Linked DNA regions of Homo sapiens: all the other regions are linked to region 2. A link is a contact called in ENCODE Hi-C or POLR2A ChIA-PET data. All regions are on one chromosome and are shown on one strand. Each heading gives the region's core, a stretch centred on a gene start or an enhancer-like site at or near the end of the contact. The rest is flanking DNA. Distances are from core to core; before and after follow the strand shown. Region 1 overlaps ZFHX3 (zinc finger homeobox 3). Region 2 overlaps ZFHX3 (zinc finger homeobox 3). Region 3 overlaps ZFHX3 (zinc finger homeobox 3).

Region 1 (3,215 bases), core at 42-2,541, 44 kb before region 2:
TGATTTTGTGCTGGCCATTGAAGTAGGATTTTGTACAGACTCAGGCTCACGAATGTGTAATGTGTTACTAAAAAACTTGTTTGGGGCCATGGCTCACACCTGTAAACTCAACACAGGGAGGCTGAGGCAGGAGAACCACTTGAGCCCGGGAGTTCAAGACCAGCCTGGGCAACATAAACAGACCCTGTCTCTATAAAAAAATTTAAAAAATTAGCCAGGTGTGGCGGCACACACCTCTGGTCCTAGCTGCAGTGGGGACTGAGGTGGGAGGATCAGCTGAGCCTGAGAGTTCAAGACCAGCCTGGGCAACATAGCCAGACCTCATCTCTACAAAAAATAAAAAAATTATCAGGGTGTGGTGGTGCTTATAGTCCCAGCTACATGAGAGGGCTGCGGTGGGAGGATTGCTTGAGCCGAGGAGGTCAAGGCTGCAGTGAGCCATGATCACAGCACTGCACACAACCTCTGCCTCCCGGGTTCAAGTGATTCTCCTGCCTCAGCCTCCCAAGTAGCTGGGATTACAGGCGCCTGCCACCATACCCGGCTAATTTTTGTGTTTTTAGTAGAGACAGGGTTTCACCGTGTTGGCCAGGCTGGTCTCGAACTCCTGACCTCAAGTGATCCGCCCACTTGGGCCTCCCAAAGTGCTGGGATTACAGGCCTGAGCCACTGCACCCAGCCTGTATCTATGGGCCTTCGGGACAATGAGAATGATAATGTCGGGGTTTGGTGTTTGCTCCCAGACCCCTTTTGCCCTTGGGAGCGAGTCTGTGTCACTGCAGTGGTCCTGCAGATGCCTGTTGGCGCTACTGAAGATCTGGGAGGAGCTCCGATTGTGTTTATGGCAGGGAGTGTCTTAGCAGAGTGGCTCCATCTAGCTTTAGAACATGTCTTGCTGGTTTCGAACAGGGCTTGTTTGATTTGAATGTTTCATGTTCCAGATTCTTTACGAACTGCTCATTGTCGCAGGCCCAGGAAGGTTCTCTGAGCAGCATCGGATGTTTTTGCTCTGTGGAGGGTACTCTGTGCCTCGAGATGGGGGTGGGGGAGATCAAAGGTAACCCCACTGGCTCGTCCCCAGCTGAGGAGTCCCCTGCTCCAAGATGGTTTTCACTGTGGTCCTCCCATAGCTCCTGTGCCTTTGTCTTCTATACTTCCCCTCTACCGCCATGTCTCTTGTTTTCTAAAATAATTATAGATAGAGAAGCATGGGGAATATTCCTCGGCTCCTCTAGTGAGCCAGGCCAAGTGGCGCGGGTCCCAGGGCTATGTGTCCTAGACATGAGTCAGCAAGTGTGACTCCGAAGCCAGCTGTGCTTGAGGAAGCACTGTGGGGAGTGATTTGGCTGGAGACTTCTGTTTGTGCGTGGTTGTTCACTTTCTGGTTCTCAGATTAGGCTCTGACCATTTTCATTATTAATTTTTTTTTGCCCAGACTGGGTTCACATTAGTGATGGCTGCAGCTGTCAGCGGAGGAAGACCAAACAACTCCTCCAGGGACAAGAGCTCTGACCTCTGTCCCGTCTCTTTGTGTCCAACTCGGAATCCATACTCGGCTCTCTTCACCTCCAGGGTCTTGCCGCCCTAATTCATGTCTCTGAGTGTTTAGTGCTTTGGGGTTATCCAAAACTCATGCCTTGGGGGCGTGCCGATTTGCTCTGAGGTGGTGAGTTCTCGAGTGACACCTCTGTGGATGGCTATTCCTCCCTGATGTTCTAGCTAGCTTCCCGAGGGACCCACCAAATTCTCCAGAAACTCCCTCTCCCTTCCCGCTGCCTCCCGCAAACACATTCGGACGCCTGTCTTCTTTTCCTGGCCTGTGCTTTCTTCCTCTTGGAGTGTGGCATTTGGAATCAAGTCACCTGGGGAGATTTCAGACAACAGCCACAAAGCCCAGCTCCGCTGAGGGGAGACTAATTACACAGCTAATTAATCCAACAGATGTCATTTTAAGTGCTCATTTCTGTGTGATTTGGTTACACACGCCCTGCGTTGCTGAGATGGGCACGGGGCCCTGTTGGAAAGTATCTTTTATTTTTTAATCAGACTTTAAGGAAGAGCATATTTCCTGTCCATCTTTTATGCTCTAGTGACATATCCCTGGTTTTCCAGAACTGTCTCTCCAGCTGCTGTACCCACACACGGCATCTCTGCCCCACACGGGTGTCACACTGTTTGGCACCACGCTGGTCTCTGCGTCATGTGCTAGGTGGTTTCACCAACTGGTTCGTAAACCTCTTGAGGACCTGGATTGCCTTCAGTTTTGTGAGTTTCTCAAGAATGCAGCACAAGTAGACATCAGCAGGTGGTTATCCGTTTCTCTCCATTTACTCTCTTGTCTTTACTGACAGCAAGTTTCTTTGCAAGAAAAGTAGCTGAGGAGTGTCTGAAAGGTGTTGTTTTACAAGTGGAGGGTTAAGAAGTATAGGACACCAGTGATTGTTGGAAAACTGAAAAAGTCGTGCATAGGACAAACAAACCAAAAAAAGGCTCTTGGAGGCAGAGGAGGAAGGTCAGGAAGTGAGAGGAGATGGTGTTTTCCTTCCTTCCCTCTGCAGTGGTAGAAGTGGAACAGAGAGGATGGAAAGGTACTGCCTTCTGCAGGTGGCGTGGGAGCAGCTGCGGGGTGTAGCATGGCGGTGGCCCTGAAGCTGGCAGCCTGTACTCATGGAAGTCACCTGGTCCTCCATGGGGGCTGGCACCCAAGGCCCAAGGCCGCATTGCCCAGCAACCCCTCACTCTGAATCATGCCCACTCTGGGAGTTGACTCACCATGTCCCCTCCCAGTTGCTGGATCCAGAAGTGACACTTTTCACCACTAGTAGGACAGGTCGCCAGTGGTTTCTGTGTTGCTGACTCTGTCGGCTGTGTCCTAATTCGCCGGACCTTTCAGCCGCCTTTGCCACTCTTGCCCTTTGTCTATCTCTGTTGGCTTCTCTTCTGTGACTTCACGATGAGTGTTATTATGCCCCCAGGCTTGTCCCAGAGCCCCTTCTTTTTTCTGTCTGTAACTCTCCCTAAGTATCTCATTCAGTCCAGTGGTTTTAAACCCCATCTACTTTCTGATGACATCTGAATCTGTCCCTAGCCTAGGCCTCTTCCTGTATCCAGCTCCCCACCTGGCATTTGCATTCGAATGTCTGAGAATGAACTCCGCAGGCTTAGCATGGTGCAGAAAGGACTCTGTGACCAGAACCCCCAAATGCTTATGGGCT
Region 2 (3,424 bases), core at 103-2,602:
TAGCTGTTGACCCCCGAACGTGTGCCAAATTTCCAGTTAATCCAGATGAGGACAGTCTGTTATCCGCTGCACAGCATTTGGAGGACTTGGAGATCGTTGGGTTCTTTTTCTGCTCCCATTTATGACTCAAACTAGATACTTCCTTCCTTCATCATACTTCTCCAAGATTTCAGAAAGTAAATTCAATTGCCAAGCATAGATGTTTCTTTCTGTGAAAGCTACAGTACCTTTGCAGTTCTTATGATCCAGTCTTTTGCAGGTGCTATCTGTCTGTTTTTACCTATCTATCCGTCTATCTATCTATCTATCTAGTCTAATCTACCTATCTGTTTATCTATGTAGTCTGTCTAATCTATTTACTGAGACAGGGTCTCACTCTGTGAGCCAGGGTGGAGTACGCTGGTGTGATCATACCTCCCTTCAGCCTCCACCTCCTGGGATCAAGTGATCCTCCTGCCTCAGCCTCCCAAGTAGTTAAGACTACAGGCATGTGCCACCACACTTGGCTAATTTTTTATTTCTTTTTATAGAGACGGGGTCTCACCATGTTGCCCAGGCTGCTCTTGAACTCCTAAGCTCAAGTGATCCTCCTTCCTTGGCCTCCCAGTGTTGGGATTACAGGCGTGAGCCACCACGCCTGGCCTCCAGGTGCTTTCTAAACAAGCAAGTGAGTTGGAGTGGGAGTGATCAAGGAAAAGTATAGTCAGATTTAAGGTTATAGGGAGAGGTTGGCCCAACCAAGTGAGTTTGGGTAGACCTGAGTTCTCACTCTTTTTTGGTTAGCTAGGATGACCTCAAGATACTGGTTGGTCTCGCTTTCTCATTAGTAATTTGTGGGGAGATACTGGATTTTCTTGAGTTAGCTAGGAGGCCCCTGTGTTTTATAGTATTCCGGGAAGTATATTCTCAAAACAGTATTCAAGCCAAAGGGGGAATGCCCTCATTATACCCTTCCTTATTTTCTTAGAGTTGCTGCTGACACTGCCTGCATCACCTGCAGGTTAAGTCCCTGGGGTTGGGCATAGTGTGTGTGCATGTGTGTGCTCACATGTGTGTGCGCGTGCATGCAGTGTCTCGTGTTGTAGACACTTAGACTCAAACCGAAACAAACCCCCGCCAAATGGGCTCACCAGCTGGTTTTCTTTGGGTCCCCGGTTGGCATGCATCCCAGCACACTGCCCACAGTTGGAGCTGTTGTTTTGTTTTCTTTTTAAAATTACACTCCTGACCCAACAAAGGAGAGTAGGTAGGAATTGTGAGCACAGAGTAAAGAAAATGGAAAAAGTAAAAACAGAACCCGGTTGCCCTCCTCCCCAGCGGGTGACTCTGTGATAGAGGCGGAAGGGGTTGGGGAATTCAGGATTTGCGTGGGAGAAAAATTTCCTGCCTGGCGAGGAGAGCAAGAACTCTGAAAGCAGGCAGCTCCTTTCTTGAGTGCACCACTGGGATTTGTGCCTTGGTGGATTCTTCATATATTACAGTGAATTTAATTAAATACATTGTGATCCCAATTGAGGGTATTCTAATTAGCTGGGTCAGGAACAAATTATTCTCCCTCCTCCTCCAAATGAAAACATCCACTCCCTTCTGCGGGGAAGGCATGTTCTTGGCTGACTGACTGGCCCCGTGGAGTGCTCATGGGCCTCTTAGCACACTCCCTACCACTGCTTTTTATTAGGCAGGTTCCAAGGGTGGGATTCTGGGGATGAGGCCAGTGCCACTTGGGAGGAAGGGAGAGAGGATCTGACCAACAGGGTCGCGGGTTGAGCCGCTCAGGGCCTAGGAAATGGCCGAATGATGTGGAGAAGGTCACAGAGGTCAGGACCTTGCTGCTAGCTTTGGGTCTCTGTTTACTTCCAGTTGGACAACTTAAGAAATAACGAGACACTTGGAAAATCTGGGGAGAGCAGGACTTGTCACATGCAGGTAGACATAGTAGACCCAAGCAGAAGTTTGGGTTGGGATGTTAGGTTTATGCACAGCTGTTTCCTGGCAACCAAGATATAGTTTATTCTGGATTTTTTTTTTTTTTTTTTGAGACAGAGTTTTGCTCTGTCGCCCAGGCTGGAGTGCAGTGGCACTATTGTGGCTCACTGCAACCTCTGCCTCCCAGGTTCAAGCGATTTTCCTGCCTCAGCCTCCCAAGTAGCTGGGACTACAGGCACCCACCATTATGCCTGGCTAATTTTTGTATTTTTATAGAGACGGGGTTTCATCATGTTGGCCAGGCTGGTTTTGAACTCCTGACCTCAGGTGATGTGCCCACCTCAGCCTCCCAAAGTCCTGGGTTTACAGGTGTGAGCCACTGCATCCGGCCTATTCTGGATTTTTTTAAGTGTTTTGGAGAATAAACTTGGAATACAAAGCAAGCTTGGAATTTTGAATGAATCTTTCATGAATTTTCTAGGAGAGAACCCTAGGTGTTCACTGGACCAGGTTAGGTGGGAGCAGCCGTGGCTTCATTTTCTTGTTTCCTCTTATTCTTTTCTCCACTATTTGTAATGCATGCCCAGTTTCTTGCTAAAATGGCTCTCAAAGTGGCAGACAGAATAATTCATGGCAGTGTAAGAGATTGTAGTTTACCAACATGAGCTAGAGTGTGGAGTGGATTTTAGAATATCTTTTATCATATCCATTTTTTAAAGTGTGAGTACCCGGTATGATGTTTATTTCAATCCAGGGTTTATACGGTCCTATGACCCAAGAGCCCATGGATTTGGACATTTGACATCGCATTTCCATCCAACTCTTCTGGCCATGTTATTCCTCTCTTGTGGCTCAGAGATTGAAGACTCCAGCCATTTGGAATAGAACTCTCACACATCCATATTCAAATTTGATGTTTGAAATTCAGTGCCTTATTGTGAGGAAATCCTGTTTCATAGGGAGGTAGTGGGGGGATTGGAGGTAAGGCTTTAGTGATTCTTGGTCTGATTTCATAGTTTATTCTACCTCCAAAATCTCTTGATGGAACGTATTTCTTTGAATTTCATGGTTATTGTCTCTGCCATCTTTTATTCACTCAGTTTTAGTTGAAGCTTTAATGAATATCATTCTTTTGGTCCTGGTGACCTAAGACAGCAGTTCTTGGCTCCCTTACAGGTTTCCAGCTCCTCGGTTTTAGGACAAACTCTTGCTGCCTGGAATATCCTGGTCCTGTTTCTGGCTTCTGAGTTCTGAGGGGCCTCGGGGAGTAGTTGGGGGAAGGGACGTGGGCTAGCTCATCTTCTCCCTTCACTTCTGCCTTCCTTCTCCCCAGGATTGTAACCTCCAGAAAGCACTGCCTCAGTGCATCCCATCCTCCCAACATCCTCTGAAAGGAACCTCATCACAGAGAAGGCAGTGAGGTTAAATCATTTTTTAAAAGCAGCTCAGAGGTCAGGTGCGGTGGCTCACGCCTATAATCCCAGCTACTTTAGGAGAC
Region 3 (3,258 bases), core at 3-2,502, 46 kb after region 2:
TCCCATCTGGAGTGTTGTCCCTAGTCCAGTCTGGGGCCTGAATCATTTCTATCAGTGCCTAACCTAGAAACATCTGATTTCTCTAATCCTCTTGTTTGCTCTGACAGTCCCCCGACCGTTCCCACCTTTTCTTTCAGCTTATGTCCCCTGACGTAGCTTAGCACTTTTGTCATCACTGGAACACGGAAAGGTGATTTTCAGATGGAAGGGTAGGTGTGAATTTTTTTTTTTTTTTTTTTTTTTTTTTTTTTTTTTTTTTTTTTTTTTGGTAGGTGAACTCCAAGTGGCAGAGAGCCCACCTGGAAGTCAGCTGAGAGCTGGAGCTCTAAGTAAAGGCACTCTTGACAGGGCTCTGTCTCCTACTCTCGAACAACCAGGGAAGTGAATGGCAGCCGTTGGCCAGGAATTGATTGCATTAATTGATATGCCAATAAGAACGCTTGTTACATCCGCCATTGGTTAGGAGGCCAGCTAACAAGTCCGCTGATCAATGGCACCAATAAAGATTTCATCCATTAATGAGGAACGTGGTAATTAATGTTATCCATAAACCTATTAGCCTGGCTAGCTAATGCACTGGTTAGTGCCATGAGTGGCAGTGTGGAAAGTGGGCAGGGCATGGGTTGGGACTTAGGCAGGATCGTGGGCACCATCTTGGCAGGATCGTGGCCTCATCTTCAGGCAGGTTTATTCCAAACGTAAGCACATTTCAACCTCCTGGCAGAGAGAGAAGTCAGGCTGAGCCGGCTGGGCCCCAGGCTGGAGTATGGCTGAGCCCTGCTTTTGTCCCCCTACCTGCTGGGAGGAGACCAAGCCACGTTTTTCTCTTGCAGCTCCTCTGGCTGCAGAGCTTTCCCACGCAAGTCTCTCAGGGGCTGTTAGGGGCGTAAATGGAATGACTGAGTTCCCGGGTCATTCCAGTCCCAGCTGGGCACACTGTCCCCAGGGACACTCTCCGTCAGTGGCTCACACGCACTGCCCTGTGCTCCTGGAGGGCGGGCGTTGGCCTCTTCTGGGAACCATGAGTGAGTGGTAAAGTAATTAACATCCCCCACCCCCGGGCTTCATTAGGAAGAAAAATTTTGCTAGACGAAAGAAAGAAGGAGAAACAGATGATTTGAAGCTGTGCCTTTTTCCTTCCCCCCTGGTTTTTTGAAATGACATCAGTGGGTTGTTTGCCAAGCATAACCTGGCAGCCCGGCGCTCTGCCTGCCTGCCTGAGATTTCTGGGGACCGTGCAGCTCGCCAGCTCCAGCCGTGGCAGCATGCCAAGGTGACGTTCCGTGACTAAGCAGAAACGAGGGAAAGGGAAAGAGGGAGGAAGAAGGTATGTGTGGTTGGGGAGCTGGGGGAGAGAGTGGTCCTGGGTCTGGGCGTGGCATGGGGAGATGAGGAGGCATGTCTGGGGGCATCTGATCAGGAGGGCGGGCAAGAGGGGCAGGCACTGGCAGGCCAGGAGGTGTTCCAGTGGCATAGGGGGTGGGAGGGGGGGCACAGGGTGATGGCCGCAGACCCAGCCTGGGAGGCCGCCGAAGGGGTCTGACTTAGGAGGGAACCAAATGAGCCACAGTGAAGGTGACAGCCCAGAGGGCCTGGAACTGTTGAGGAGGAGGCTTAGGAAGCTTTTATCAGCATCAGGCCTGATACTCCACAGCGGAGTTTCCTTTGCATTGTTAGGTATTGACCCTCAGAGACCCCTTGTGGATTCCCTAATTGAAAATTAATACTAGATCAATGCCATGGGCAATTTGCATATTGATCATAAACAACTTTGAAGGCACCGAGTGTGCGGCAGATCAATAGGGCTCGTGAATAGGCTGCAGAGGGAGCACCTCCCAGTACAATGCGCTCCGAGAAAGGTTAATGATTTAGGAAGTTCCTAACTGCTTAGCGCAGGGAACAGCCCCCACACCACACAGCATCCCCAAGAGCAATTAGTGCCAGGCCTGAGCGCCTGCCCTCCATTCCCCCTCAGCACCCCCATCCCCAGGAGCGGAGGGAGGGCCACTGTGCTGGTGTGAGGCAAGGGGCTGGCGACCTGTGTTTTTACAGTTGCCTTTTTTGGTGATGGATGAAGTCTTGGGGCAGTTTATTCTGGGAAGCTACTGTAAAAGGCAGCAGCTAAGTTCAGGCTCCAATCATTGTCCTGACCCCTTCCCCAAAACACAGTTCTCCTGATGATGTGAATGGAATGAGATGGAGGAGGGGAGGAGCCTGGCTGCACCCAGCCTCCTCCCCCTCGGGCTTCAGATCAATGTGGAACCTACATTAACGTTTGCTTTAAGCCGTGATGGGTTTGGCCCTGGTTTGCTTCCTGTTCCATTCAGCTCTCATCTTTGGGCTTTTATGTCTTCGCCCATCGCTTACTCTCCCCTGCTTTGCGTCTGCTTGTTTTTGCTCTGGCTTTAGGCCTTGCCTTTTGGGGTGTCCCTGTTGGGTCCCCAGCAAGCCTGGAAAGGAATTCACTCCTCTGGGGAGATTCCCTTTACCTGCCACCCCTCCCCTTCTTTATCCTGGCCTCCATCCATCCCCTCTTTTCCCTTGGCTGCGGAAGCTGTGTGTGGATCAGCTGCCCTGGGGGTGCTCCGGGCTCACTTCTTAACATTGCAGCAAAACCTGGAACACTCCGGGGCCTGACCACTGAGTTTCTTGGAGCTCCCAGGGTACCAAGAGATGGCTGGTCCTAGGTTCAGGGCCAGATGCAGCCTGCAGAACTAATGCTGCCTGCCTGCACCTAGCTGCCTTGCTCCAGCCCTGAGACTGCAGGGTGGTGGCACCAGTAGCAGAGAGGTCTGCGTGTCACTAGGGGGAGACACGTCTTAGGTAGTGCTGAGTTGAGCAGACTTTCTTCTACAACAGCCAATTTGAGAAAAATAAAGTCCCCCCTTCATCCTCAATACCAAATTCATTTTGTACTAGGAAGTGCTAGCTTAAAATAGCCCTGCCGAGGTCACATAGTTTTCTATGGCTTTTAAATTTACAAAGTCCACTGAAATACATTTAGGTGCAGGGACAATGCATTTCCATAGAAGGGACATGCAGAACAGTCAGTAACTAATTTCTGCATTTGCACCGCAGTAACTAATTTCTGCATTTGCCATTCTGAGCCTTGAGTCCTTCACCCCAGTCTTGGTGCTGCCCTGTCCTCTTCTCAGGGAGAGGCTTCAGAGCACGATGGTCAGATGGGTCCTTTGGTTTATGGGCGTCCAGACTGTCCAAGTGCTGCAGCACCGCCCATGGCAAAGGATAGCCACTGGT

Evidence for each region. Hi-C counts contacts between places; a loop is a spot of excess contacts on that map. ChIA-PET counts read pairs that join two places held with the same protein, here RNA polymerase II (POLR2A). Pooled maps may share reads with other maps.
Region 1: a loop to region 2 is called in a map of heart right ventricle, with 2.5 times the contacts of the local background. The contact joins two enhancer-like sites. A Hi-C loop is called at or near these places in 6 of 168 maps with a recorded cell type or tissue (Right ventricle myocardium inferior, astrocyte of the cerebellum, heart left ventricle and 2 more) and 1 of 50 pooled maps. POLR2A ChIA-PET finds 5 or more read pairs at or near these places in 5 of 52 experiments (A673, BJ, HepG2 and 2 more).
Region 3: a map of mesothelial cell of epicardium shows a loop between it and region 2 (18-fold over the local background). The contact joins two enhancer-like sites. A Hi-C loop is called at or near these places in 4 of 168 maps with a recorded cell type or tissue (aorta, gastrocnemius medialis, mesothelial cell of epicardium and 1 more). POLR2A ChIA-PET finds 5 or more read pairs at or near these places in 2 of 52 experiments (Panc1 and endothelial cell of umbilical vein).

What each region holds. Positions count from the first base shown.
Region 1 is chr16:72,937,072-72,940,286 of GRCh38, reverse strand. All of the region lies in intron 3 of ZFHX3 (zinc finger homeobox 3), which reads left to right. Among named protein-coding and RNA genes, the nearest start is that of ZFHX3, 110 kb to the left of the region's middle. RefSeq lists an enhancer at 1,143-1,437. Within about 2 kb of position 1,291, at least 25 of the 41 ENCODE cell types and tissues checked have a DNase peak (open chromatin) inside an H3K27ac peak, as active enhancers do; they include A673, heart left ventricle and heart right ventricle, where a contact is called at or near this core.
Region 2 is chr16:72,892,761-72,896,184 of GRCh38, reverse strand. The region is part of intron 3 of ZFHX3 (zinc finger homeobox 3); the gene reads left to right. Among named protein-coding and RNA genes, the nearest start is that of ZFHX3, 150 kb to the left of the region's middle. Within about 2 kb of position 1,352, at least 10 of the 41 ENCODE cell types and tissues checked have a DNase peak (open chromatin) inside an H3K27ac peak, as active enhancers do; they include A673, endothelial cell of umbilical vein, heart left ventricle and 1 more, where a contact is called at or near this core.
Region 3 is chr16:72,846,870-72,850,127 of GRCh38, reverse strand. The region is part of intron 4 of ZFHX3 (zinc finger homeobox 3); the gene reads left to right. Among named protein-coding and RNA genes, the nearest start is that of ZFHX3-AS1, 180 kb to the right of the region's middle. RefSeq lists a silencer at 2,755-2,814. Within about 2 kb of position 1,252, at least 28 of the 41 ENCODE cell types and tissues checked have a DNase peak (open chromatin) inside an H3K27ac peak, as active enhancers do; they include endothelial cell of umbilical vein, where a contact is called at or near this core.